6 separate regions of the Mus musculus genome follow, and regions 2, 3, 4, 5 and 6 are each linked to region 1. The links are chromatin loops, found by intact Hi-C in ENCODE. Cell type or tissue: heart. All regions are shown on one strand. Region 1 holds the start of Gm35415 (a long non-coding RNA gene). Region 2 has its middle 130 kb from the start of Rgs1. Region 3 has its middle 5.9 kb from the start of Gm35356. Region 4 has its middle 100 kb from the start of Rgs1. Region 5 has its middle 2.3 kb from the start of Rgs2. Region 6 has its middle 37 kb from the start of Uchl5.

Evidence for each region. Hi-C counts contacts between places; a loop is a spot of excess contacts. Peaks named below come from ENCODE experiments on the same cell type or tissue, not always from the same donor. Only the 100,000 strongest peaks of a DNase experiment are listed, where the experiment ranks them.
Region 2: a loop joins it to region 1, with 9 times the contacts of the local background. A loop is called at or near these places in 28 of 42 quality-filtered maps.
Region 3: a loop joins it to region 1, with 1.9 times the contacts of the local background. A loop is called at or near these places in 2 of 42 quality-filtered maps.
Region 4: a loop joins it to region 1, with 4 times the contacts of the local background. A loop is called at or near these places in 10 of 42 quality-filtered maps.
Region 5: a loop joins it to region 1, with 2.3 times the contacts of the local background. A loop is called at or near these places in 12 of 42 quality-filtered maps.
Region 6: a loop joins it to region 1, with 2.8 times the contacts of the local background. A loop is called at or near these places in 25 of 42 quality-filtered maps.

Annotation. Positions count from the first base shown.
Region 1 is chr1:144,195,675-144,199,674 of GRCm38, reverse strand. Gm35415 (a long non-coding RNA gene) reads right to left here and starts at 2,257. Exons shown (of 3, transcript XR_387456.2): 1 at 2,173-2,257; 2 at 1,429-1,605. In heart, a CTCF peak has its summit at 1,835 (motif pointing left); no DNase peak of the experiment used is centred here.
Region 2 is chr1:144,378,715-144,382,714 of GRCm38, reverse strand. No RefSeq gene overlaps it. Among named protein-coding and RNA genes, the nearest start is that of Rgs1, 130 kb to the right of the region's middle. In heart, a CTCF peak has its summit at 2,489 (motif pointing right); no DNase peak of the experiment used is centred here.
Region 3 is chr1:144,072,736-144,076,735 of GRCm38, reverse strand. No RefSeq gene overlaps it. Among named protein-coding and RNA genes, the nearest start is that of Gm35356, 5.9 kb to the left of the region's middle. In heart, no CTCF peak of the experiment used is centred here; no DNase peak of the experiment used is centred here.
Region 4 is chr1:144,351,069-144,355,068 of GRCm38, reverse strand. No RefSeq gene overlaps it. Among named protein-coding and RNA genes, the nearest start is that of Rgs1, 100 kb to the right of the region's middle. In heart, a CTCF peak has its summit at 1,542 (motif pointing right); no DNase peak of the experiment used is centred here.
Region 5 is chr1:144,004,408-144,008,407 of GRCm38, reverse strand. No RefSeq gene overlaps it. Among named protein-coding and RNA genes, the nearest start is that of Rgs2, 2.3 kb to the right of the region's middle. In heart, CTCF peaks have their summits at 1,601 (motif pointing right) and 3,823; a DNase peak (open chromatin) is centred at 1,667; H3K4me3 peaks cover 1,219 bases; H3K27ac peaks cover 1,396 bases.
Region 6 is chr1:143,811,881-143,815,880 of GRCm38, reverse strand. No RefSeq gene overlaps it. Among named protein-coding and RNA genes, the nearest start is that of Uchl5, 37 kb to the right of the region's middle. In heart, a CTCF peak has its summit at 1,773 (motif pointing left); a DNase peak (open chromatin) is centred at 1,740.

The DNA of each region.
Region 1 (4,000 bases):
ACAGACCATGATAAGCCTTTATGCATGCACACATATACACATACAAATACATACATTCATGTATATATACATATACATATACATATACATATACATATACATATACATATACATATACATATACATATACATACATACACACACACAATACTCCAAATAAAAAAGCCATCTGGTACCTTTTTTTCTAAGTCCAGTTAACTGTAACCTCAAGAAAGTGAAGAGATGAGCTTTCTGTCCTTTAACCAGCTAGAGCTGGTAGCACAAGATGAGTATTAGAAAGTCAGTAGCTTTTTGGGAACCCAGGTGCTGAAGAGGAGTGTAAAGGTATACCGAGCCTCATCTATCTCTTTCTTTCTTTTTTTACTTTTCACAAAGAAAACAGTTTGCATATCACATTTGTGTAAGAAAAAATTCATCTTTGTATTTAAGCAACTCATACACAGTCACATGATAAACCAATGGCAACAGTGGAACTTTATCTCAGGTTGGCCTCAGGTTGGTTAAGTATTCTTAACCAAAATACTACAGGAAACAAATTAATTTTAAACAATAAGAGAATATGTAAATATATCAAAGGAAAATTTGAAATAAGATTTAAAATTTAGAGCTCAGCCTTAGATGCTACACCAACAGATCTACTAGTAGGATCCTAACTACTGCTGAAGGCCCAATACCCGTATCGCTCCTATTATCCATTCCTTAGGTTGCAAGTATTTTTGACATATACGTGATCTCTGGAAGAAGTCAGAAATGATCCACAGCTGTATGATACAATATATACACCTGTGTACACACAGGCAAGCATATGCACATGTGCTCATGCACACACATGGATAAACGTGTACATGCACACATGCCCACACATATGTTCATGCATACATGCATACACATATGCACTCAGCACACAGACATCACACACACACACACACACACACACACACACACACACACACACTGCCACCACTACAACCGCCACAGGGCCTGCCACTATTTCTGTACATTCTTACTGGAAACAAAGAGAAAGCCTGAGAGAATCTGGCAAGTGAGAAAGAGGAGTAAGTCATATTTATCAAAGCAGAGGAGTCATTGTTTTCTGCACTGAAAAGTAGAACTATGTAAGTCACAATACTTCAACATTAAAGCAATGATAATACAAAACAAAACTCTAAATGACCATAATTGTTGCATTAGAAACCGGTGGTAGTAACCTCTGATTTACCCTTCATCCTCTGGTAAATCTAGAGAGATGGAAACTCCTTCCAGACCTGGTGGCAAAAGCATCCACACTAACCTTGGGTACAAGGACCACAATTGTAAGGCTCATACATACATTTTCTCTGTTCTACTCCTGGTAAGAATTGAAGTCAATAATAGGTCATTCTGGAAGCTTCTAAACACGCACAGTTAATGTTAAAATGTGAAACACACCTTCATGTAAGTCCAGCCACATTGCTGCAGAAGACACTTGAGAAAAGGAGGGAGGAGCTGGGTCAGTTCACCCCTCTTTTAAGCAGGAAGCTTGCCGCTCACCTCTCCACTCTCAAACTGTAGGCCTCATCTCTGCTCAACTTTCCCTCTGTGTATAAACCGTATGGCCAGTGGAATCTGCAGATATGCATGAAGAGTGACATCCTTACTTAACATTGCTTCTCGGCATGTTACTGTCACAGCACAGGGTTATAGTTCCTACTTCATGGAATATTGCAATAGCTATACAGGGTTAATTCCTAACTACTTTCCCCATAGTGTAGCTATAGAAACTCAGGGATAAAACTACTGTCTCCCAAGAGTATGCTGGCCATCAATTACAGTGGCACACAGCGACACCTAGTGGATAACAGTATATTTTGACCTCTCAAGTTGACATAAGCAATTTTCAGTTCTCCCCTATGAATATTCAGGATTTTTTTAAAAGTAAATTCTGGGTGTTTTTGAAACAAAAGAAAACGTATGCAATTTCCTCTTACTACTACAAACTGTAAATGCTCAGAAAAACATTCTCCAAGAAAAGTCACCTCTTAAGACTTTTATGAAAAGAAATCTTCAAGTGATATATTAGCTAGCAATCAAACAGTTTTAAGAGAAAGACATAGAACTGGAAACACAGCTCAGTTAGTAGAATGGTTGCTTAGCATGCATAAAAACCTGGATTCCACATACTGCATCACACACCTATCGTGGTGGATCATGCTTGTGACTCTGACACTGGGGAGGTGGAGTTTTCAGGATCCGCTGTTCCAGGCTATCCTTTAGAACGTTGCAAATTTGAGGCCAGCTTGAGATTACATGATATCCTGTTTAAAAAATTAAGGCAAAAATTTTTCATATTCAAAATAAACTTGTGAACTGAAACACACCGACACTGACCCTCTAAGAATATAGGAATGTGAAGAGAATCCCTTACCAAAATTGCTCAAGAAGAAGCCACAGATTTATGGTCTCTACCTATGCTACTCATTCAATGACTGTGTGACCTTAATCAAATGATGTGACCTCTATGTGCCTCTGTTTCATATCTGATATCATAAGAAGGTTTCGATTTAGATGATCTTTCAGAGACTACTCACAAAAGATGACAGATTTCTGTGCCAGTCATTAAACATAGAGATGGTCAATTCGCCACTGATAGTAAAATACAATCCATGTTTCCCACACATGGATTTTTTTCTTTTAAAAAACAATATAAATTGAGATTTTATTGATTAATTCATAGTCTGATAGCTAAAAAGCAGTGACAGGATACATAATCATGTTGTTAAGTAAAACATTTCCTTTCAGTAATAACATTGCTGTATATTTTTTTCTGTTTCTACAATAGCCTTTGTTATGATAATACCTTCTTTTTTTCTTCCTTTACTTTATTGGATATTTTCTTTTTTTTCTTTTTTTTATTACGTATTTTCTTCAATTACATTTCCAATGCTATCCCAAAAGTCCCCCCCTCCACTCCCCTACCCACCCATTCCCATTTTTTGGCCCTGGCATTCCCCTGTACTGGGGCATATAACGTTTGCCTGACCAATGGGCCTCTCTTTCCAGTGATGGCCGACTAGGCCATCTTTTGATACATATGCAGCTAGAGTCAAGAGCTCTGGGGTACTGGTTAGTTCATAATGTTGTTCCTCCGATAGGGTTGCAGATCTCTTTAGCTCCTTGGATACTTTCTCTAGCTCCTCCATTGGGGGCCCTGTGATCCATCCAATAGTTGACTGTGAGCATCCACTTCTGTGTTTGCTAGGCCCCGGCCTAGTCTCACAAGGGACAGCTATATCACCGTCCTTGCAACAAAGGCTTGCTAGTGTATGCAATGGATATTTTCTTTATTTACATTTCAAATGTTCTTCCCTTTCGAGGTCTCCCTTTTAGAAACCCCCTATTCGATTACCCATTCCCCTGCCTCTATGAGGGTGCTCCTCCACGCACCCACCCCCTCCAGTCTTTCCACCCTGGCATTCCTCTACACTGGGGCATCAAACACCCTCAGACCCAAGGGCCTCTCCTCCTACTGATGTCCAACAAGGCCATCCTCTGCCACATATGCAGCTAGCACCACGGGTCCCCACATGGACTTTTTTCATAACGTAAATTCATATTTGTACCTAATATTTAATCATAATTTTAATTGTAACACGGGTCCCCACATGGACTTTTTTCATAACGTAAATTCATATTTGTACCTAATATTTAATCATAATTTTCATTGTAAATATGTCATAATCTCATTAGTTGTTGAATAAAATGTTTGCATTAGCTTTAAACATTCTACACATTTGCTTCAGTACAATGAAAAGGAAACTGGGCCAGAAGCTCACTCTACTAATTACAGCATTTGAGAGGCTGAGGCAGAACTGACACAAGTTCAAACCTGTCCATGGATGGAACTGGAAACAATCATGCTAACTGAAGCAACCTATATCCAGAAAGACAAACAGCACATTTTCTCTCCTAAGTGGATGTTAGCTTTAAATTTTTAGATGCTTGTGTTTTATTATTCATATAC
Region 2 (4,000 bases), 180 kb before region 1:
CATCTCATGAATAATGCAATACTCTAAAACCACAGCCCGATCTACTTCCTAAACCATTGTAAATTCCTGTATATGGGAGCTACTTGGCTTTTATTGATAGTGTAATACCAGAGGCTATTCTGAATGTCAGTGTCTAGCTCAAGGACGTTCTAGGACTGTTGGAACACTGGCGAAAGGCTTTAGCTATGTCAGAATTCAATCTTAAAAGGCACTTATAATAAAGACAGCATGTGGATCCATCCACTAGACTAACGCGGGAATGGAAAATTTAGAGAGCACGCCAGACTCCAGGAGCGAGTTTCCGTGAAACTCTTTTGCCTCAAGAGTAGTTTTCAAGCCTTTCGGCTTGTCAAGCTGACTCAACCAGAGCGTGTGGCACTGTTCCACCATGATACCATGATACACTTCCTCTAAAAAGGCCACACCTCCTCCAATAAGACTTCCTAATAGTGCCAATTCCTGTGGCCATGCATTCCAACATGTGAATCTATGGAAGCCATTCCTATTTAAACCTCCACAATAGTGGCAGGATAACTGAAAACAGCTCAAGGGGAAATCACATATTTGGGCTCATGGTTTCAGATAGATGTAAATTTATTGTCTCTTGAAAGGCAGAAGAGAGCAATTCTTTATAATTAATTATTTAATTTATTTTTTTACATCCCAAATGCTGCCCCTTCCTTCTTCCCTCTTTCAGATTTTCCCCCATCTCCCCATACCTTCCCCTCACTTCTGAGAGGGTGCCCCTTCTTGGCATCCCCCCACCCTGCGGCATCAAGTCTTTATAGGATTAGGCCACTGAGGCCAGACAAGGCAGTCCTCTGCTTTCTATGTGTATGTTCTTTGGTTGGTGGCTTAGTCTCTGGGAGCTCCCAGGGGTCCAGGTGAGTTGACACTGTTGGTTTTCCTATGGGGTTCTCATCTAGTGCAATTCTGTTGCACAGTTGTGTGGCAGAGTTCATTATATGACAATGGAAGCAGAATGAAAGAATAAGGGTCTGAGTCATAGCGGTTAACCTTAAAAGGCCCACCACCAGTGACCTAATACAGAGAACCAGACTGCAAACCCTCAAAGGCTCCAAACCTCCCAAAACAATGTCTCCAGATGAGCTCCAAATATTCAAACACATGGGCCTGGAGTGGGGGTGGGGTAATCTAACCTTCAACCCATAACATTATACCACTGGACCCTTCAGTCTCATGGACCACATCATAATATAATTTTTTTTATCCTTTTTCAAGAGTCCCCCTTAGTCTTCATAATCTCAACATCATCTATAACCTTTATTTCTGTGTGTCTGTGTGCATCAATGTGTGTGTTCATCTATGTGTGAGTGTGTGTGACTATGTGTATGCAAATGTGTGTGTGACTATGTGTGTGCAAATGTGTGTGTGAATGTGTGTGGTTGAATGCATGCATACCACAGCAGGCAAATGGAGGTTAGAGGACAGTTTGCCAGAGACAGTTCTCTTGATACACCAAATGGGTCCCAGGGATGAAACTCAAGGCCTTAGGCACTTTTACCCCCTCAGCCATCTCAGTAGCCCAACAGCTTCTGTTAATAGTGCTTATCACTAGCAGTCACAGGCCTCTTTTCTCTATACAACATTGTTTTAGTTAGTATCTGAAGGCATGGGTTTCAATGTGATATTTCCATACCTGACACTGACGACCTGGCAGTAGCCACTTGAAGCTGAATTTGCATCCTTATTCCAGATTCATTCACTATGTGGTATAACTGCATTGATGATGTCAGAGGTGGAAGTTTCAAGTGCATCATTTCACCAGCAATCATAGAAAATCCACCACGGAGCTCCCCACCCCCTTCTTACCCACTCATTGTAAGCATCTCACTCCCTGTGACTTCCACTACCGAGTAAGTCTAAAGTGAAATCTCTGTCCCCACTATACTAACACAGATAAAAGGCTTCACAAGTTTCTGCCACTAAAACACTTTTAAAATGATAGAGGTTATTTGTATTTAAGATTTACTCTCTATCAAGTGGCTTAGCTATACTAACTTGAATCTATCTCTAAAATGTGAACCTCTTTCTGAAATTGTCATACAAAAAATCAAAATACAGCTTGGAAGGTAAATGTCAGAGTGAACAGTTAGTCAATAAATTATTTTATAATTTTAATTTATTGTATAATATTTTACAATTTTTTTCAATATGAAAATTATTTTAGTGTTAGCCCTTTGTTTAATCTGCTTAAGTTACAACACAGTAACAGCATCGATCAGCACTATGTCAATGAGCATTATTGACCAGTGAGAGATTTATAATTTTTAAAACTTTTCAATTTCAAGTAGGCAGATGGGGGAGTACCCACATAGAGGAGAGGAAGAGGAGGGGATATGGGTCTTGTGGAGGGTCTTGGAAGGGGGATAACATCTGAAGTGTAAATAAATAAACAAACAAAAAAAGGCACTGTCTTTTCTTCAAGAACTGGCTTTTGCCTTTGGAATATTTCTTTGGTCTTTGCTCTATCACCACTAGAGGGCAGAAAAGTACAGGAAAAAAATCCATGCTAGAGATTTAAATTCTTTGTAAGTTTTCTCAAACCGCATGGAAATCATGTTTTTTCCAAACACGCTTCCCTCTTTAGCAATCAGTGAAAATAATATCATAAATAAAAGTTAAATATTTAGTATTATATGTCAAATATCAGCTAAAATATAATATATTTAACTTCACAATTTTATAAAAATTATGTTTCCCAATACATAAAATATGAATTATAATGCAAAATCATTCATAATATACACAGGATATTTAACTCATAGTGGAAAATTATGTGAATTATTACAAGAGGGACAGAAGGCAATATGATTGGATGATCCTGTGCTTGGAGATGCAGAGACCAAAGAGACAGGCTTACTTATTAGGTGATAAGGCACATTGGAAGAAAGTTGTAAAAACACCAGAAAACATATCTACAAAAAGCCTACAAATGGGGTTACAAAAAGTGATCCCATACTAGAATATCAATATTTTTCCAATTTTTACACCCCTTCCCCAACCCACCTATAAACGAACAAATAGATAAAACATTAAAACAACGTACAACCAAAGTGTATAACATGCATGCATGAAACTTTCATAATGATTAACACCTATTATTTTATATATTTAATATATTATAATAAACATGCAAACTCACTTTGGAAATCCCACTGGAGTTTTTGAGCATAATGGATCCCAGGTAAAGGCATTTGCCATCAGCTCTGAAAATCTGAGTTTCATTTTTGAGACCCACATGATTCAAGGAGAGAATCAAATCACTAAAACACTCACATTATATACATATACATACATACATATATATATATGTATATATATGTGTGTGTGTATAAGTATATGTACATATACATGCATATATATACATATATGTACAAATATATGTATATGTACATATATATGGAGAGAGAGAAACTAATGTAAATGAGAAGACTTTAAAAGTTTCAATATTTAACTGAGCCAAGCAATTTTCTTCGATTGTCCATTGTTATAATAACAAGTCTTAGAGTATTGTAGTCTGTGAAGGTGGGAGGGTCCCTATATTTTTTTTTATTTAATTCCTCAAGATGACTCTCTTAGAGCATCTTTCAAAATGTCTACTCATGAATTTAGATCTAATGCTTTTATACTTTTTGAGTCTTACTATTTACTAACTTTGTTACTAATGAATGTAGATGGTATGCTTCCATACCTTGCCTATAGTCATCAACTTCCTGAATTATTTTATTAATACTAAATACATATAAAATCTTTTATGTTCTGCATCTGTAATCATCCTTTGCAAATGATATGATTTATTCTGTGCATTTTGCAATTTTATTTCTCTTTCTATGTTTTCCCCATTTCCTGTATTGACATAAAGTGATATGATAGCATCCTAGACATGATCTATAAATGAACAGAGAAATTTACAGTCTCTTAGTATCTAGTGTAATATTTACTAAGGGTCAGGGCTGGAGAGATGGCTCAGTGGTTA
Region 3 (4,000 bases), 120 kb after region 1:
AACACTTAAGTCATATCCAATAAGATCCAAGCTAGTTTTTTCTTCTGTGATGGTCAACAACTATGCAAACATTCCTAGAAGGAATCCAACACAACACTCAGACATCTGAAGAGTCACTAACCTATGTGCACTGATGGCACAGCTACAAATAATATGCATACTATTTGGCCTAAGAGCCAGAAAGTATTTCAACAACAACAGAAAAATTGTTACATGAGAATCTTTAAGAACTTCAGTGTTTTGATTCTGGGACTGAATTTAGGCATATTACCCATGCATGAATCATCTCTCATCTCCCGTCTAATCTTTAAAAGCTAGACTTTTACATGCACCCAACAACCTAAGACATGTTTTTAATTTGCAAATGTATTTTAGCAAAAGTTCTTCCTACCCACTCAATTCATAACCATTTGACTTCTGAGTGACTCAGTTTCAAAATCAGACCTACTACCTACGTAGTGAGAGTACTGCCAAGACAATGCAGTGTGCTTCTGTTTTCTCCAGTGTTTTGTTGATAATCACCATGGACACATGAAGCCACAGTGGCCCCTGAGAAGTGCGATAAGATTCATCATTTGTGGTGAAATGCTGACGTGCTATTACAGAATAGTCAGTGCTACTACAGATGTGTCATGAACTTTCAGGTTGTGTGTCAACACTGATACATAGTATTGATGAATCAGATGATGTAACAACAGTAGAAGTATTTTTTTTTCATTTAAAAAGGTTTTAAAGCCGTTATATCAGCATGCTACCAAAGGTTATTTTTTAGCATCAGATGTTAAATATCACTATACATGCAGCCGTTCTCATTGTTCTCAGTGGTTGGTAGACGTGTGCTTCTGTGGTCTTGGGTTTTATTCATCCATTTGTATTTCCCATCAGTTATAATCAGTCATGATAATGTAAATTAAAAGAAATTTTGCCTAAGCTTCTTCCTACAGTATCCTTATGACTGCATCTAGACAATGTCCCACAAAAGAGAATATAGCAATGTGTGAAGTCTGTAATAGTATTATTTATAAGATACTTATAGGCTGAATATGGCATGTATGGTGTCTTAATGAATAGTTACTTATTAGAGAGAGGATTTTGTTTCCAAAATGATGAAGAAGTGAGATATAAATACGTGATTAGGAAAACACATTTGAGAGACAGGCATAGTTATATCTACAAAATGAGGAGAAGAATAACACCTTGCCTGTGAAATTTTATTACTATATGAGAGAAATTGTGTTCTAAGCACAATGCTTTTTTTACATTTTCTTTTTTATTGGATATTTTATTTATTTACATTTCAAATGTTACCCCCTTTCCCAGTTTCCCCTCCAGAAACCACATATCCCATCCCCCCACCCTGCTTCTATGTGGGTCTCACCCCACCCCCACCCACCCACTCCCACCTCCCTGCCCTGGCATTCCCTTACACTGGAGCATGGAGCCTTCACAGGACAAAGGGCCTCTCCTCCCATTGATGTGCAACAAGGCCATCCTCTGCTACACATGCAGCCTTGGGTTGCTCCCTGTGCACTCTTTGCTTGGTGGTTTAGACCCTTGGAGTTCTGGGAGGGGGAAAGTATTCTGGTTTGGAAGAGCAGTCTGTGCTCTTAACATCTGAGCCATCACTCCAGGCCTTCTAAGCACAATGTTTAAATTTAGGAGATGTCTAGTGGGAGTAGATAGATGCCTAAAGAGTGGTGCAAACAAGCTGATGACAATTAGAAATGAGGCAGAGGAAATATACAAAAGAGCAGCCAAAGGAAACTTCAGGCATGAGGCAGAACTTCAGTGAGACCTGAGAGATGGTTAGGGTATGAATGTACAGGGTGAATGGTGTAGTCGGACAGGCTACTTGGATGGAGCAGTTGAAGGATACACTTATCACGTATGCTCAACCATAACTGAAGCGAAGGTGTGGCTTTCAGTTGACCATGATGTAAAACTGGAAAAAAAGAGGACAAAAAAAAAAAAAAAACACTTGACTAAAAACCTACATAATCTGCACTAAGTAGCAGGGAATAAAAATGGGGCTGATAATTTTGCATATTATCAAAAGTGTTCATACAAGTTCATGGGATCTAAGTAAAAAAGTAAAAACAACCCAAGATAGTGTAATAAGAGTAGCCAATGGATTTAGAAGCATGTTTACACTTAAGGCATGGCTCTGACATGTCACACTCCATTTCAGAGATGTACAAAACTTTAACTTTCAGTACAAGATGTTATAGTTAATCTGTTTTTACTTAGCATACTAAATGTGTTTGACCAACTGAGATATGCAAATGTAGGATCACAAGATGCAACAGTAATCAGATATTACTTAATGAGTTGTGTGTCTAGTTTCTAAAACAGATTGTCTACGGTATTATATCACTCTGGTTATAAACCAACCGTTCATCAAAACTCATCAATTAGAAGAACCCGTGAAGCAATAATTGTTAATATTTAACAACATGACCTGTAAGACATTACAAAGATTCTTATATATTTAATGTCTTCTGTGGTCCAACTTTTAAGACATAATGGAAATATTTTGCTTTAAATAATTACTGATCAATTTCAAATTTGACATTTCTTCTGTAATCTATGATTACTGCTGAAACATTAAAGAATGATACTTCAGTTCAACTACTGACTTCAACAGATGTTGAAAAATCAGTTTTTACTTTAGTAGAAATTTCTTTTTATAGTATAATAAGTTTTAATAGTAAACATGCAGGAATTTCTCATACATCCTCTTGATCCTGAATTTATTATTTTTCCTTCAGGATAAAGAAAGTCGTTATCAGGATAAAAAGGATTCAGGACCACACCTTAAAATTAATATGATGTGGGATGGAGACACACACCTGTTATCCTAGCACTGGAGGGGCTTAAATAAGAGCTCCTAGATCCTAAAGCCATCCTGATCTATCTAATGATAATAACAATAAAAAGAAATAGAAATTCATACAAAATGCCCCTAAATATGGAGGTAAGAAAACATTCGTTAACTTTTACCAGTGAAATTACAGTGTCTTACAACTGAAAGCTGTAACAAGTATGCTTAGCACTGACCATAAAAGAAACTAAAAATAAAGTATATGTTGTTGTCACCTGTATGCCCATTCACCTGCCACTGCCTGACAGAGTAAGGCTGCATTTTACAACACCTTCAGGTCTACAACTACATTTGGGCAGGTAGAGAAAGGGGTTGAATCTGAGAGGAGTTGGAAGAGGGAAGTGAACATGATCAAGACACATTGTATAAAATTCAAAATAAAAAATGATTTACATGTCATTATGTATGCTCTCAATATCCTCATGTCCTGATACACACAGCTTTGTGCTCAGAATCAATTTTCTGCTTCCCACTCACTCTGTCCTAGCTCTCAAGATCCTGTCAAATAAATTAAATAATAGTCACAAGATTGAAATCTATAATGAAAATATAACCTGTACCTGGGATAGCATGAGCATGAAGAATCCGAGTTTCAATAGATATGTTTTGAGACAAGTTGATTTAACCATTGGGTGAGAAAATTGATTGCTGCCTTAAAAACTGTAGGGTGAACACAGATAAACTCTGGAAGAATTCTTCAAATCATATCGTTTATAATTAACTCCCCACTTTCATTCTATCTAAAAAGAGTCAAATCTACTTGAAGCTAATTTAAAAAAAATACTACTACCATTTATTTGTTTGTTTGTTTATTAGAGGGAATGAGAACATTCTATCCCTACCTTTAGTGGGGGGACTGCGTCAAGGGTAGCAGCAATCACTCCACTCTGGACAGCTCTATAAACAGCCCAAGGCTAAAGAAAGACTCAGTTTCTGTTCATTCTGGTTCCAAAAAGCCCTGACCCAGCACTGAAGAGCAGTAAACACAGCACTACAAGTGGTAAAGCACCGGTCTCAGAACAGAGCTCAGAAACAGTGACCTTCCACAGTCAACCGTGGACAGTAGTGGAAACACTTTTCATCCTTACAAACTGGTTTCATCTTCATTCTGATAGATAG
Region 4 (4,000 bases), 160 kb before region 1:
TATAATATTTTGGAAAATACAGTAGATTATAAAACTAAACGAATGCTCTTATATGAAGTAATTTTGTGTCAAGAGAAATGAAAATATACATTATCAAAAGTAGCTTACTGGCCAAAGAAGTTTTTGTCACAATTGTTAGAACCTATATAACCCTTACTATACAGACTGAGTCTCATAAGCAGTGACTTCTACAAAATACTCAAGGACAACAGCTCAAGATTAAGATGTCAACAGAGTCATTTCTTCTAAGGACATCTGTCCTAAAACTGAAGATGTCTGTCCTCTCCCCCGTGTTCACACAGTGCTGCCTCCCAACACTCTGTGCATGTGTGTGCGTGTGCATGCACATGCACATGCATGTGCACACACACTTTCCTATGTTAACAAATATCTTCCTTTTAAAACAATAATATTCAATATCAGATTAGGGCCAATATGAAATATTTTATTTTCACTTACATTGTTAAAGATTTTATCTCTAAATACACTAATATCTTAAGGTGTTAGGTGATGCAACTCCAGTTATTAAATTCATACCATAAACTAAGTGACCACTGATTAAATTCTGTATGTCAGTTTGACTGGGTTATGATACCCAGCCATTTGTTGAAACATTAAGTTAGATATTACTATGGAAGCCTTCTAGTGTAAGTGAGTTTACAATCAGTTGAGTCTTAGTAGAGTATCCTCTACAATGTGTGGTATTCATTTATTCAGTAGGGGACTTACAAAAAAAATCTAAAGACTCCAGACAAGGCATAATTTCCCTGGTGACTATCACAAAGATAAAATCCCTGAGTTCACAGTTCTCCTGTCTTACAGCAGCCTAAACTTTAACCTGAACTTCCCATGTGTAGCAGGGCCCTATGGATGCTAACATTTTTGGCCCCTCAGCCATGAGTCACTTTGAAAGAAGCTTGCAAACTCAATCCTATCAACATTGTTTTCTTTGAAAGAAAAATCTGAACAATATGGTCATATAATGAAAAGTATTCAGTTATCAGAAGGACAGAATACTCCTAAAAACATGAATAAATCTGACTTTCTATATTGAGTAGAAAGAAATGTCAGAGAGGTAATATGTACATTCTATCCCTCAGTTTCTTGCAGGTCCTAGTCAGGGCAGAATTTGCTGGCAATGACAGAGACAAGAAAATTGGTGTCACCTGCAGTAGAGGAGTGAGGATGAATAGGCACTGGAAATGGACAAGAGAAAAATAACTCCCTGGAGCATTCTGGGACTGTGCTATACCTGGTTTAGACTGGTAGTTAAATGAGGGTGCATCTTTGTCCAGTCTCAGAGAAATGAACAGTGCTTAAGTAAGCATTTCATTCTTTGAAAATACTGTATGTGTTCTTTAAAAGATTATAAAAAGTAACATGGGCCTACAATTTTATACTAGATAAGTATTTTGTTTAAAAATATGATTGTTTTATCAAATAAGTGACTTTCTGTAACAAAATATATTCATGATTGATTTAATGTCAGCTCTTACTTCCACCTTGGATTTTCATTCTTTGTCCTGACTGAACTGATTAACCAGTAGAGGGCATCCTCCATTCATAAGCATTATGAGACCATGGTGATAAATTCACCACCACCACCCCTAATCAGGTTTAATATAAATAAACAGTGAAGTAACAGTTATAAATAATTTTTTAGCCAATGATTTTAGTTAAAAATTTAGTATATTAGCTATATGCCAATTCAATTGAATTATAAATTCCTCATAGACTAAGGCCCCATGTCTCCACAAATATTTAAGATTTACTGAATATACCTATTTGTCAATTTCTTTTGTAAATGAATAAGATTTTTCATTTGGTTTTGCTGGAAAATGTCAATTTTATCTATCCCCAAGAGATATCCAATACCATACCACTAAGTAATTTATGATTTAACCTTAGGTTTCTAGATGGATTGAATTTGTTTTGATGCTTTCCTGGGTGAAAATGACAGTATTAATTTTAACATATTGGATATGTATATACATATATGTGTGTGTGTGTGTGTGTGTGTGTGTGTGTGTGTGTGTGTGATGATGATGATAAACAAGTATTTTTTTTGAAAAGCCAAAATAGACAAATGAAGAGCAGATGGAGAAAGAGAATGTATCTGCCAGAGGAGAGGTATTCGCCTCACCCAGGAGGACTTTCTTGGTTCCCAGGTTCCTCTGACACTAGTCTGCACAGGTGAGAGTATGGACTACAGAAGCTAACAGCTTCTGGGACAGGCCCTGTGTTGGGCCTTCATCTTCTGCCAGGAGGCAGGTCTGAATGCCAGATATCTGTGCACCTTCCCTGCAAGAGGAGAGCTTGCCTGCAGAGAGTGCCTTGACCACTAAAACTCAGGAGAGAGCTAGTCTCCCAGGTCTGCTGATAGAGGCTAACAGAATCACAAGAGGAATAAGCTGTAACCAAAGACAACTATAACAACTAACTCCAGAGATTAACAGATGGCGAAAGGCAAATGTAAGAATCTTACTAACAGAAATCAAGACCACTCACCATCAATAGAATGCAGCACTCCCACCTCACCCAGTCCTGGGAACCCCAACACACCCGAAAAGCTAGACCCGGATTTAAAAGCATATCTCATGATGATGGCAGAGGACATCAAGAAGGACTTTAATAACTCACTTAAAGAAATACAGGAGAACACTGCTAAAGAGTTACAAGTCCTTAAAGAAAAACAGGAAAAGACATCCAAACAGGTGATGGAAATGAACAAAACCATGCTAGACCTAAAAAGAGTAGACACAATAAAGAAAACCCAAAGTGAGGCAAGGCTGGAGACAGAAACCCTAGGAATGAAATCTGAAAACATAGATGCGAGCATCAGCAACACAATACAAGAGATGGAAGAGAGAATCTCAGGTGCAGAAGATTCCATAGAAAACATCGGGACAACAATCAAAGAAAATGCAAAATGCAAAAAGACCCTAACTCAAAACATCCAGGAAATCCAGGACACAATGAGAATACCAAACCTACAGATAATAGGAATAGATGACAATGAAGATTTTCAACTTAAATGGCCAGCAAATATCTTCAAAAAATTATAGAATAAAACTTCCCAAACCTAACGAAAGAGATGCCCGTGAACGTACAAGAAACCTACAGAACTCCAAAAAGACTGGACCAGAAAAGAAATTCCTCCTGACACATAATAATCAGAACAAAAAATGCACTAAATAAACATAGAATATTAAAAGCAGTAAGGGTAAAAGGTCAAGTAACATATAAAGGCAGGCCTATCAGAATTACACCAGACTTTTCACCAGAGACTATGAAAGCCAGAAGATCCTGGACAGATGTTATACACACACTAAGAGAACACAAATGCCAGCATAGGCTACTATGCCCAGCCAAACTTTCAATTACCATAGATGGAGAAACAAACGTATTCCACGACAAAACCAAATTCACACATTGCCTTTCCATGAATCCAGCCATTCAAAGGATAATAACAGAAAAAAACCAATACAAGGACGGAAACCAAGTCTTAGAAAAAGCAAGAAAGTAATCCTTAAACAAACTTAAAAGAAGACAGCCACAAGAACAGAAGGCCAAAATTAACAACAAAAATAATAGGAAGCAAAAATTACTTTTCCTTAATATCTCTTAATATCAATAGACTCAATTCCCCAATAAAAAGACATAGACTAAAAGACTGTCTACACAAACAGGACCCAACATTTTGCTGCTTACAGGAAACCCATCTCAGGGAAAAAGACAGACACTACCTCAGAGTGAAGGGCTGGAAAACAATTTTCCAAGCAAATGGTCTGAAAAAACAATCTGGAGTAGACATTCTAGTATCGAATAAAATTGACTTCCAACCCAAAGTTATCAAAAAAGACAAAGAGGGACACTTCATACTCATCAAAGATAAAATCCTCCATGAGGAACTCTCAATTCTGAATATCTATATTCCAAATGCAAGGGCAGCCACATTCATTAAAGAAACTTTAGTAAAACTCAAAGCACATATTGCACC
Region 5 (4,000 bases), 190 kb after region 1:
GGAGAGAGAGAAAAGAGGGAGAGAGAAAGAAAGGGGAGGGGAGAGAGAGGGAGGAAAGGGATGAGAAGGAAGACAGTGAAAGAAAGGAAGGGCAGAAGTCCATTGGAAGGAACAGAAGAGAGGACAGAGAAAGGGAAAGGATGGAGAAAAAGAGGAGGAGGCAGAGGAAAAGAAAAAAATGAAAAAAAAAGAAAAGAAAAGAAAGTGAAGGAAGAGAATATATACAAGGTTATCTAGTATTATAAAGTAGTCTATGAATCAAAGGCCTAAAGAATACATAAAACAGATCATTTCTCCCTACTTAAAAGTTTTCAGTACACTGTGGGGGTGGGGTGGGGACTAGTGCATCACATCTCGTATTGCAATGGTCCTTTCATACGTGAAAAAAGAAATGTGAAGGAAGCTACATCCCCAGTGACCGGCAGCTTATAAGCCTTCGAAATCTAACTTTTCATTAACCAAACATGACCAATTTGAGAACAATAGTAAACCCATTCCAACTAACACTCCAGTTTCTCTGGCAAAAAATTAAAATTCCAGTCAGAAGACATGTGGCGAAATCAGTCTCTGCTTCTATACTTTGCAGTCTTCAGGTCACTTATGCAACTTACTGTACAAGGCAGTATGTCTAACCACATTCTCCCATCAGTTTTCAACTCACAGCAAGCAACAGCTCCCTGCTTTAGACAGCAAAGGCACAGTCTTTAACTCACAGTCTTAACAACTACTGAACACAACTATATGCAGTATTTGGTTTATGTTAGCATTTTTCATTCAGAAATAAAAAACATCCTTAGGTTCCTATTATTCTCAGTGTTTTGGTAAAGAAGGTGATTAAATTTCGCAATGCCTTGCCTGCCTGCATTTGGAATACGCACCTCAAAGCATAGAGGAAGCAGGGCCACGGCTAAGTGAAACCACCGACACACACTGGTTGAGTGACTAAGTCCTCTGAAACACAGGTCAAGCATTAAAGCAATACAATCCCGACAAAAACACTAATTTTCTCTCTTAGCTTCTGGGCACAGAAGTTACCGTTTAAGAAATTAATAATAACTTTAAAATCTGAGATCATGTTAGAGGAAAAGGGTGACGAAAAGAGTCTTGTGAAAGCATGTGTTCATTCTGATAAAATATTTCACAAAAAAAGTTAGACAAAATAAAATGGGGGGGGGGGTGCGGGGGAGAACCTGTGTCACATTTCTGACTATATGAACATTATTAACATTTTTTTTTCAATTACCTATCCCATGTTTTCTTGATTTGAAAAGAACATTTCACAAAGGTGAGCCACAGTTTTGGAGTTCTTTCAAATTAATATCTAAACATATTGCCAAGTTGTGTTTTGTTTTGTTTTGTTTTGTTTTGTTTTAAGCACTTAGTTATACACAGAATATTTCCGTGAATTTTTAAGCATATATTGGCTTTAAATTACTAGAGCATGAGTTAGTATATAAATATTCATAACAATGAATTAATGAAGAAGATAGGTGTTTGGCAAGTGAGACATTGTATCCTTCGTGTTATCTGTGTGGTATTGTTTGGAAAAGGAAAAAAAGTCTGCGCTGTGGGAGAATCCAGCGGCATGCGCTCAGGCAGCTCCAGCAGAGGGCATGGCAGCTTCAAAATGGAAACCTACGCTTTGTTTATCAGCAGATCTCAGGCTGTGGCTTTGCCGGCCAGTCTTTTTTCAACCCACTGCATTGCTGCTTCCGCCACCACAAAATGGAAACTGTGTGTCATCTTAGTATTTAGCAATCCTATTTACCTAAAAGCCAACTGTAACAACAACAAACTCTAAAGGGAAGTTGCCAGACATGAAGCTATTACTTTAAATATGAAAGCCGGTTTTGAAAAAGACCTGGGGGGGGGGGGGTATTTTTGGTGGAGATAGAATCCAGGGCCCCTTCGTGCTCAACAAGCATTCTGCCACTATATTCCCTCCCAGTGCCATGTGGTGTCTTCTCAAGAAAAAAGGTGTCTGTCTGTAGTAGATACTGCCTAAACTCCCAAAATTACCAGTGGTTGTAAATTTATCCACGATTTCCAGGGAGAAAAAATAATTTTGTGACTTACTTCCAATTGTCAGTCTGAAAAGGCTTGTAGAGAAAAAAAAAGTATTAAAGTGGATTAAATACAAAAATCATCTAGGGTGGTCTACCTTTCAACTAGTTAGTAGGGCACATGTAAATTCACTTTGTTAATGTATAAAAAGAGCAGAGCTTTTCAGGTTTAAAGATCTTGAAGGTGCTAAATATGAACTATTTTGTTTCTTGTCCTTACTCATTTATTATATAAACATCAATTTGTCATAAGCTTGACACACACACACACAAACTGCATTATCTTGCTAGTTGATAGAATTTACACATTTAGAACCTAATTAATTTTGAGTTACTTCTTACAGATTTTTTATGCTGAAAAGCTAGCTTGACATTGCTCTGTTTGTATGTGCAAAATAATGCACTTTGTTGCCATTACAAAGGGTCTTAAATGCAAGATTTGCATAGTATCTTTTGAGACTGGCAAAAAAAAAAAAAAAAAAAAAGGAGAAGAAAAAATCACATTGCTGCTCTTAGTCATGAGAAATTAGGGCTCAGGCAGGAGGAAAGTGACTGCCCTAACAGAGACTTAGCAACTACTGGCTCTGATTACACCTGCTAACAGCCACAAGTGTCAAGGGTCACCTGACCTATATTGATGATTTTAATACCCAGGGTTGTAAGAAAAAAAAAGTCCTGTTTTGTATTGTTAAAAAAAAGTCAACTATGCCTGCACATTACAGATATTTTAACGAGCAACACTATTTTATTAACACAAGCTTAATAAATATGTATTAAATCGTCAGAAATTAAAGCAAATGTAGAAACAGTGCAGATCTTTTCGGCTTATTAAAAATTTCATCTTACAGATTCATAAGCATGCTATCAAGTATTTGTTGCTAAAATCGAAATGATATTCCTTCTATAATAAGGCTATACCAATCTTCTTCATTAGCGACTGCAGACTTTGATCTCTGACTCAAACTACCCTCAGCTTGTCACAATGTGTTGCTTGGTTCCCAGTTTGAGAATGGGTCTTCATTTTCCTTTTAGTAGATCTAGTATGAATCAGAATAACTAGAGCCTAAGCCGTACCTTTTTGTTAGTCTGTTCAGACTTTATGGGAAAACCACTTAGGTATTCCGCCGCATCATTCTGGTAACATAGGAAGCTGAATCAGTTTGTAGTTGAAGTCATGTATTAGTTCTTACAAATCAGGGCTTATTAAACCCTGCAGGAGCAGAGACAGGGGTTCTCACAAATGAAGCTTACCCAAACAAATTCTTTACACCAACCGGCTCTCACATCTAGCTCTAGCCCCCACTGCACCGCCACCTTAACTTAAGCAGTTGAACATCTAGTAATTCCTAAATCTGTTCAACCGTGAATGACTCATGAGGAAATCCTGATTCCTTACGCTCTGAAACTACACATGATCCGTGTGCAGCAGAACTGCGAGATCCTGGGTTTCCCTTTGTATTTCTCACCTATCTCTCTGATCTTTGCTGTGCCCCGCAGGAGATGCCCCTCGGGTCTCCTGGGGAACGACCCTGCAAAGCCACAGCCTGCTGCAGCCATGCATTTAAAGATCAAAACTGCAGAACTGGTTAAAACACCAGGTTTTAATAGAAACTTTCTCCCGCTTCCTCCCTGAGTAGCGTGGAATTCCCTTTAGGAATTCCAAGGTGCCTGAGCGAGCTACAGCACCTTACTCAACAGTCCATATTTCAGGTTTTTCTAGTTGTTTGATTTCCTTCTCTAAAATAGGTAGAGTTGCTGAGTGCAGCCAGCAGGGCTCTCCCCATCCCAGCTGCAGTTTATGGGTGTCCGGATGAACAATAGATACAAAGGTGGGGCGCGCGCGAACACACACACACACACGCACACGAGTAAAAGGTACGGTCTTCAGTAAAGGAAAAGCCAAGAACTCGGAGACCCTTCACCGCGTGGCTGCCCGA
Region 6 (4,000 bases), 380 kb after region 1:
GCCTACACAGCAAGCACTTAACTCACTGAGCCATCTCCCCAAGGCCAGTTTGCTATTTATGTATTTAATGTCTCTCAAGCCTAATCTGCATGAACATATAGATTGTGCCACTGTTGTTTGTACCACTATACAGACAGCAACTAAGTCCTTGGTAATTACAATATATTAAATATGAACTGATCCAGGGAACACTACTATAGCTATCAGCAATAGCTGAGAAATGACCTTAAATGGGTGTCACGACGCTGTCAGTCTGGGCAAGTGTCCCTTACTAGATTGGGGTAGGTCCTTGGAAGAACTCTCACTGTTTTCAGTATGCCACAAGAGGCAGCCCTCCTTGACACAGACAGAGAGGCCTTATATTCTGGGTTATGGTCCTGTCCAAGCTGCCTGGGAGACATGTGATTCTCTATACGCCTTTCTATATTTATGTTCTATCTTTTCAATTCACCCTTCACAGTTCATCCTCATTTCTTTAATTTTCAAGTTGATGAGACGCCCATCATTAGCTTCAAATGTAAATAAAGCTTAGGAGACACAATTTTACTTAATGCCTATCTTGAGTTCAAATTGAAATGTAGGAAATGTCCCTGTCATCTCTCCCCTCGTCCCCTCCTTTATCAAATAAGCTGTTAACATACACTCAAAAAAGACGAAAAAAAAATCCTTCATAGTAATGTTTACAGTGTGGCCACAAAGCATCACTATAAATGGTGCTCTGAGTGGAACTGAATCTTATAAACATTTATTCAAACTACAGCAACATTATTTGCGCTTATGAGGCTAAGTGCCTCTTATACACTGGTCTGTCACATGCATAGGAAAGTTACTTATGCTGATGCTGTCCCTCTGGAGAAGTTATACTCTACTGAGTATTACAATCCCACAGGTTTCACACACAAGCTCCAAAAGCAGTTGAGGAAACAATGTCTTCACTCAGAGTAGCTAATAAATTAATTAATAATAAATTAATGAAAAAATGAATGAGTAGAAGTTGTGGCAGCAGAGCTTCATGTCTTTTCTGCTGTGAGGATGGTCTTGTGACATCTTGTATCTTAATATCTATTGACTCTCACATGCTTGTTGATTCTAACAATGGGCCTTAGAATTGTCTACCTTTATTTAAAGGTGTATCCAGAAGGAATTTGATTTTCATTTTTTAGTGAGAACATTTTGAAAGACACTGTTAAGGTTAGATGTAAAAGCTTGGCATACTGACTCATGACTATAGTAATCCCAGCAACTAGGAGTCTGAGGCAGGAGAATTGCTGGGAATTCAAAGCCAGCCTGGGTTTGAATAGCAAGTCCCAGGTCTGTATGAGCTACAAAGAGTAAGACCCTGTTCTCAAGAGAAAAAAAAAAAAAAACTGTCCGGTGGGCAGGTGGAAGAAGCCTGCCTTTTCCTACCCACAGCAGGAACCACTATGAGCAACTATATGATGGAGAGATGAGAAAGAGAAGATGAAGAGTTTGTGCTCTGTGAAAAAAGGAAAAGGACGCACTGGAGACATGAGGGTGGTGAGGAACAGTCTGATATAAGTAGCCTTATATCACCTGCGGCCATGGTGATAAGCCAGCCTGTACTACCACTGAAAGCCATGTCTGGTTCCGTGGCCATGCAGAAACTGGGGTCTGGGTTAATGTCCATGGCCCATGTTATCACCAAAGGTCATGTGGAAGCCCCTGCTGCCTGAAGCCGTGTCGATGTCCAAGGGCTGTGCAGAGCTGGCCCACCCTTCACTTGCTGCAGTACTTGGGAGAGCTCCCCCTGGTGGTGCAGAGGTGCAGGAGAACCGGTAAGCTGTACCACCCGGGGCCCAGATCCAGGGCTTTGCATTGACTCCCCCCAACATCTATCCCATCTATGAACTGAACTGCTAGAGCACAGGAAGGAACTGGTACTATACATCCCAAGCTGCAGGATCTCCATGACACAAGACAATAACAGGATAACTTGAGATGTATCCCAGTGAGCATCCAGTATTGAGAGTATAGTAGAAACCCTGAACTAGACCGTGATTCAGTACAGTGAACATATGTAAGTAAAGTTGTTTAGGCAAATGGGTACACTGTGTGATACACAGTGACATACCACAGCTCCCAGGCAAGATGTTTGGGTTTTTTGTTTTGTTTGTTTGCTTGCTTGCTTGTTTTCTTTGGAGTGGGAGGTTGCAAAGGCAGAAGGCATATATGAAGGGGCAGGATTAGGGTGCATGATGGGAAATTAACAAAGAATCAAAAAAGTAGAGAAACAAACAGGAAAAAAGGAGACAAATGAAGTTGAACGGTTCTGTATAGAAATTCCTGTATACCATTTGGAACATAATGCTTATACCAACGATGCTTTTGTGCATCTATGATGGTGCTAGGAGCTTATGCATGCCAGACAAAGTCTAACTCTAGCTACATGCCCAACCTCTTTGTATCATTTTGAAAGTTAAAAATCAACAAAAATAACTTCTCCAAGACAATAATTACATTTATAAGCATATGTGGTTATTGAAAGAGAGAAAATAGAGATTCCCAAATATAGAGATAATCTCTTGCAAAAGGTGATTGTCCTAGTTTCATATCTGTTACTGTGATAAAACACCCTGGCAAAAAGGTGACTGAGTGGAAAAAGAGCTTATTTGGCTTACAATTCTAGATCACCTCAAATCATTTTGGGTAAATTAAGGCAAGAGACTGAGACATCTGATTATACCATATCAACAGTGAAGAGGAGAGAAGGAGAGAAAGAGAGAGAGACAGACAGACAGACAGACAGACAGACAGACCAATCCTGCCTGCTTGCTCACTAACTCATGGTCTAGCCTAGGGAATGGTGCCACCCACAGTGGGCTGGATCTTCTATCAATTAACAATCAAAACCATTTCCCAAAAATATAACCATAAGCCAATCTGATTAAAATAATTCCTTATTTGATGATCTCTTCTAAGGTGATTTTAGGTTATATCAAGTTGACAATTAAAACTAACCAGTAACTAATTTTTTTCCAAGTTTTTTTAAGTCTCCATGCTTACATTTAGACTCACCTATGAGGAAACAAGGCACAGAAGCATAGGGCACCTTTAAATAGATCGTCTTTATCTGAAGAGCCTGTTAACATGTTTGATTGCTAACTGATGGTGAAGGACCCAGCCCACTGTGGGAGGTTAGAGCCCAGAAGGAATTGGGGGGTGGGGGAGGAGAGTGTGGTAGAAATATTGAAAATACAGTACTCATTGATGAGCTCTCAAAAAATAAATAATGTAAAAAATATTTCTAAGCCCCCCCCCCTACAGGTTATATAATCAACACAAATTGCTGCAAAGGGAGTATACTGACTGGCAGAGCTGCCTGCGAGTTGCTCAGGGAGTTCCAAGAACACAGTTTTCATGAGTTTGTGGGAGTGGTGAACCTTTTAGTGCCATGGCTATCTTTGAATCACAAAGGCTCCTATAACTTCCCAATCAAAAATAAACCTTGCTGGCTTGCTAAGCTGGTCTTGAGTAGAATCATTTCATTTGTCTGTTACTGATAACCTGACATTTCTTCACATCCTTCCAGAAAAGCCATGCAATAAGCTCAATTTACACCTGAGAAGGCTAATTTCTTACACATAGACGTTGCATTGGTTACAGGAACTAGTACTCTGATCTAGGGATAGTTTAAAAGAAAAATAGAAAAAGAAAAAAGTACCTCAACAAGGGAGATGACCCAAAATACCAGAATAAAGTAGTTTTTAAAACTGCATATAGTTTTTAATTACATCACTTGAGAAACGTGCTGGCATAGAAAAGCAGGAAAATGTCAGTCATGAAAGTAGAAATTATGGAAGTTTAAACACTTCTAGGATGTGTAAATGAAGGACACAGTGAGACTTGGATGAAGGCACGTATAGGAGAGCAGGGGTGGGGAGCACTGGTTAGTGTCCATTACAACAAAGCTTGGGATGAGCTATCATCACAGGCAGCATTTGTAAAAGCCAAATCATTTCCTTTGGGCTAGACTCACCTA